Regions from separate parts of the Homo sapiens genome. Here region 1 is linked to region 2. Evidence: read pairs that join two places in POLR2A ChIA-PET (ENCODE). Cell type or tissue: Panc1. All regions are shown on one strand. Each heading gives the region's core, and the rest is flanking DNA. Links, peaks and the distances in the headings are about the cores only.

Region 1 (2,922 bases), core at 189-2,688, 180 kb before region 2:
ACTTAACCAATCAAATACTGTCTTTGTTGTGCTTCCTTGAACACCTTATAAAAGTTTTCCCCTCATGCCACCTCGGTGAAGCCTTAATGGCTTCTGGTCTGGTGTTGCCCAGTTCATGAATTTGAGCTGAAAGCTAAAATAAACTCATTAAATTTTTAATGTACCTATGTTTTAAGAGTTCTCAGCAGAGGAACATGAAGGAGATCCCCTGATGATGACCTCCAGGAGCAACAAGTAACCAGGCACAGTTACCTCCTGGTAGGCCCCTTGTGCCTACTGTTTCTCACTGTGCATTTGAAGGTTACCGCTTGACCTGAAACCTGCAACTTTTATCCTTTAAGCATTTTTCATTCAGATCAGGTCTAGAAGTCAGACTGAACCTGACTGGATTGGGTCCAGTCAGAGGCCTCAGGTAGATAAGATTTTGGAAGGACAAGAAATCATGGGTTCATCTGAATTTAAGGAATTCAAAAACTCCTCCAACTGGAACTCCAGCTAATTTTATGCATAAACATTATGGACCCAGAACCTGTGCTTTCCTAGAGAAATGAGTATATTTACCAAAGACAATTTAGAATTATGGTGGCCACAACAGGGAAGTTTTTAATTTACACAAAATTGTCCATCTACAGGAAGCACTAAATAAAAGGGAATCTCTAATGCTTCACAAACAGTGGGAGGCATTTTTTGATTGGTATGCAGAGGCTACTAGAAGACTAAATGAACTGTAAATTGTCTCTCTAAAAGAGTCTTTACAAAAGACAAATGAGAAATCTTAAAAGTCTTCAACAAATAATAGTAAAGTTTTAGCAATCTGGGTGGGTAATCTTGTCCCATTTTCAGAAACACAATTTGGATCCAGATATCCTATTTATTTATTTATTTATTTATTTTGAGACGGAGTCTTGTTCTGTTGCCCAGGCTGGAGTGCAATCGTGTGATCTCGGCTCACTGTAACCTCCACCTCCTGGGTTCAAGTGATTCTCCTGCCTCAGCCTCCTGAGTAGATGGGACTACAGGCGTGTGCCACCACGCCCAGCTAATTTTTTGTATTTTTAGTAGAGGTGGGGTTTTACCATGTTAGCCAGGTTGGTATCAATCTCCTTACCTTGTGATCTGCCCGCCTTGGCCTCCCAAAGTGCTGGGATTACAGGCGTGAGCCACTGTGCCCGGCCCAGATATCCTTTTTATAAACGACTGAGTTTGATATTTTGTATCTGGCAGATCGCCAAAATTTAGAAGGAAAACTATAGAATCTGCTTCTGCCTGTATGTTTGTGTATGACTTTATATATGTTAAATATATGTAATATTTTTCTATCACCAGATGGTATTGTCAAAATTAATTTTTAATAATTATATCTAACGCACTTAAAATAAGCACTTATATAAATTAAGTATTCCTTAAACTTTTAGAAAGATAGAAACAGACCCAAATGTTTTTCAAGTTCATCTGATGTGGGATAATCTTTGGTAAATGAAAGCAAATTTAAGTTTGTTGGTTTAATTAAAGCAGGCATATCCTTAAGAGTTACCAGCACTAAATATAATGTGATATACAACTTTTATTTTACTTAGGCTTACTAGTCAAATACACTCATGTTATCTTTGTTACAAAATTTGTCAGCAAAAAATAAATAATGACTAACTTGATGGCTGGCCTTGTCTGGTGTTATGTCTACTTCAAAACAGTTTTCCAAATCCCTTTGACAACTTATACCCTTAGTATTTCATTAAGTTAAATTAAATGATGGATATTAATTGAATATCTAGATCACTTCCAAATTACATAAAATACTAAAACATTAATTGCTAAACATAAGCTTATCTACTTTTGGCTTCTTATTGCAGAAGAATAAAGATATTTGGGTCTGTTAGTAAAGGTGTCCTGTGACACACTGAAAAACTATACTATGAAAAAGAACATGCTTCTGTAAATTATGAAAGATATAGATTTGCTACTCTATAGAATGCTGGTGTGACTGACAGTGCACAACTGCTTATTACCTAGTTTTCACTAGAAACTAACATTACTAACAGTTAAGAATTCTAATCAATATATGTAATTAAAACTACTGAAAATAGATAAATAATTTTGTATGTCAGGAAAGTAAGATGTTTTTGGAATGTGAAGCTATGAGGTATGAAGGATGTTTTTCTTATGGGAAAAAGAATAATTTTTGTCCTAAAGCAGACTGTTCCATATTGGGAAAGAGGAAGAGTACAGAACAAAATATGCATGGATACGAGAATGCTATACAGGGTTTGTGTAAGAGGAATTTGGAAAAATAATTTTATGTGTGGCCAAGCTGGCTAATATGTGTGTATTTATATATGTTATTAAAAGAATGATGAGCCTTAATATCAGAAGTACATTGGTGCAAAGTTTTACTGGAGTATTGGTTTTCTCTTGACAAGAGATTATGAAAGGTTTTCCTTTACCTTTTAAGCAATCTGACCACAAAATCGAGATTTTGTTTTATCAAGATAATTTCCTGTGCTTCATGTCTTTTTAGGTCTTTGATTACCTAGACCTAATGTTAATATTATTATTTTTACCTTTTAAGCAATCTGACTACAAAATCGAGATTTTGTTTTTTTGTCTTTTTTTTTTTTCCTTTATTGTGGAGAATGGGGTCTCCCTATATTGCCCAGGCAGGTCTTGAACTCCTGGGCTCAAGCTATCCCCACACCTCTGCCTCCCTAAGAGGTGGGATTACAGACATGAGTCACCGCGCCCAGCCGAGATTTTGTTTTATCAAGATAATTTCCTGTGCTTCATGTCTTTTTAGGTCTTTGATTACCTAAGACCTAATGTTAATATTAACATTATTATTAAATTAGCTATATTTCAATATTAAAATATCTAAGGTTTTTTTCCTACAACATTAAAATAGCTAAGGATTTTTCTACAACAACATAA
Region 2 (2,922 bases), core at 232-2,731:
AAATTCCACTGTTTGCTATTTTTTAAAATTAATTACTTAATTTAGAGAAAGGGTCTCACTCTGTTACCCAGGCTGGAATGCAGTGGCATTATCTTGGCTCACTGCAGCCTCAACCTCCTGGGCTCAAGCAATCTCCTACCTCAGGCTCCTGAGTAGCTGGGACTACAGGCACATGCCACCACACCTGGCTAATTTTTGAAATTTTTTCATAGAGATGGGGTCTCACCAGGTTGCTCAGGCTGGTCTTGAACTGCTGGCCTCAAGCAGTCCTCCTGCCTCACCCTCCCAAAATACTGGGATTACAGGTGTGAATCACCATGCCCAGCCCCTTGATATTTTAGATCAAGAGTTTATATTTGTTTGCCTTTTCCTGGGAAAATCAACAATAGTCCTGGGCAACTACGCCTAGAATTTTATTGAGGTACACTCCTACTTTTCACAATTCCTTAACCAAGAATTCAAAGAATGTAAGTTTCTCAGTGATTCTACCTGTATTCAAAATGGAAGCCAGGTGTGGTGGTGCATGCCTGTAGTCCCAGCTACTCTGGAGGCTGAGGTGGGAGGATTGCTTGAGACCAGGAGTTCGAGACCAGCCTGGGCAACATAATAAGATGCTATGTTTAAGTAAAAAAACAAATAAACAACAACAACAAAGATAAACAACATAAACCCCAAATGTAGATTACTTTTTGTTGTGTTCTAAAGATGAGGTAAATCCTAAGACTGATTCCATCTCTTTACTTGCTGTTTTAGCTCAGAAATGCCATAAGGTTTCCAAAGAGAAGTTATAATTTTATAAAAGTAAAGTTCATTAGCTAGGACATGATTTATCCTTAGTTGGTTCAATCTGCTATAACAAAATATCATAAACTAGATAGCTTATAAAAAACAGAAATTTATTTCTCACAGTTCTGGAGACTGGGAATTCCAGGATTAAGGCAGATTCAGTGTCTGCTGAGGGCCCTCATTCTCACTTCACTTCATAGTGCCTTCTCCATGTGTCTTTACATGGTGGAAGGGGCAAGGGTCTCTCTGTGTCTTTTTTTATTTTTAAACCAAACTTTCCTTACATAGAGTTTTTTAGAAATGGGGTCTCACTATCTTGCCCAGGCTGGACTCAAACTCCAGGGCTCAAGCGTCCTCCTGACTCAGCCTCCCTGATAGCTAGGACTACAGGCACATAACATTGCATCTGTTTTGTATCTCTTTTATAAAGGCACTAATGGCCAGGTGCAGTGGCTCACACCTGTAATCCCAGCACTTTGGGAGGCCGAGGCGGGTGGATCACCTGAGGTCAGGAGTTCGAGACCAGCCTGGCCAACATAGTGAAACCCCGTCTCTGCTAAAAATACAAAAAAAAAATTAGCCAGGCATGGTGGCAGGCGCCTGTAATCCCAGCTACTCGGGTGGCTGAGGCAGGAGAATCGCTTGAACCTGGGAGGCAGAGGTTGCAGTGAGCTGAGATCACGCCATTGCACTCCAGCCTGGGTGACAGAGCAAGACTCCATCTCAAAAAAAAAAAAAAAAAAAAAAAAAGGCACTAATCTCATTCATGAGGGCTCAGCCCAAATGACCTCATGACTTCAAAGGCCCTATCATCTAACACCATCACCTTGGGGCTTAGGATTTCAACATATACGGTTTTTGGGGGGTACAGAAACATTCAGACCATAGCACATCCCAAGGAGATAAATCCTTCTGACAGATTATAGGCCATTTGAAACTTTGCTAAGCCACTAACTAAGACACAATTAAGAAGACTCCTAGTTGACATTGGCTTTTTCAGGCAGTGGGCGCCCAACAGTGTGTAGAAGTCAAGGGAAAGCTTCCCCTCTGCCTTCTACATTTTCACTGAAAATTAACTTACAATAAGCAGATTAATAGGAGAAAAAGGCATGCAAAACTTACTAACATGCATATGGATACAGGAGCCATATACAAAGTATGAGACTAGAAGAGGAGCCAGATGGTCGAGGCTTATATAGATTTATGGCAGCAGATACTATTTTGTAAATGAGACTATTTTGTAGATGAGACCAAGAGTTGCAAGTTATGGGAGGGTGAGGGGCAGAATGGCACAGAAACAAAGCTTGTCTCATTACACAGATAAAGTCTTCCACATAATCTGTGGGCCCTGCCCTCAGATGAACAGACGAAAAGCCTGTCTGGGTGTGGTGATTCCTTGTAGCTTCTCCTCTCTAGGTGGCTAATTTTTCCTGGTTATTTGATGAGATTCCTGGGGAGGGGTTCTTAAGTCAATTGCATTTCTTTTTTTTTTTTTTTTTTTTTGAGACAGGGTCTCACTCTGTCACCCAGGCTAGAGTGCAGTGGCACGATCTCAACTCACTGCAACCTCTGCCTCCCAGGTTCAAGAGATTCTCCTGCCTCAGCCTCCCAAGTAGCTGGAATTACAGGCAAGTGCCATCGTGCCTGGCTAATTTTTGTATTTTCAGTACAGACGGGGTTTCAGTAGAGATGTTGGCCAGGCTGGGACAATTGCATTTCTGTTGGAAGAATTTTTCTTAGTCCCATATGAAAATTCCAGAGGAGAGTCCCTCTTGGTGCTTTGGGAAAGAGAATGAGAGACAGGGAGGTAGCATAGAGATAGACTTTAAGTCTGCTTCTTCAGTGTAGCATGTCAAAGCACCATATTTTGGGGTATCATTTTCTTTTTCTTTTTTTCTGAGACAGGGTCTCGCCCTGTTGCTCACTGCAGCCTCGAATTCCTGGGCTCAAGCAATCCTCCCACCTTAGCCTCCCAAGTAGTTGGGACTACAGGTACATACCACCACACCCAGCTAAATTTTTATTTTATTTTTTGTAGATACAGGGTTTCACTATGTTTCCTAGTCTGGTCTTAAACTTTAAACTCCTGGGCTCAAGTAGTCATCTTGCCCCAGCCTCCCAAAGTCCTGGGATTAC

The links. ChIA-PET counts read pairs that join two places held together with the same protein. Peaks named below come from ENCODE experiments on the same cell type or tissue, not always from the same donor. Only the 100,000 strongest peaks of a DNase experiment are listed, where the experiment ranks them.
Region 1: POLR2A ChIA-PET joins it to region 2 with 5 read pairs; 2 of 35 experiments call an interaction of 5 or more read pairs at or near these places.

Annotation. Positions count from the first base shown.
Region 1 is chr5:119,228,854-119,231,775 of GRCh38, reverse strand. The region is part of intron 38 of DMXL1 (Dmx like 1); the gene reads right to left. Among named protein-coding and RNA genes, the nearest start is that of MIR5706, 76 kb to the right of the region's middle. In Panc1, for the core only: no CTCF peak of the experiment used is centred there; a DNase peak (open chromatin) is centred at 1,612.
Region 2 is chr5:119,051,790-119,054,711 of GRCh38, reverse strand. The region is part of intron 1 of DMXL1-DT (DMXL1 divergent transcript); the gene reads left to right. Among named protein-coding and RNA genes, the nearest start is that of DMXL1-DT, 18 kb to the left of the region's middle. In Panc1, for the core only: no CTCF peak of the experiment used is centred there; no DNase peak of the experiment used is centred there.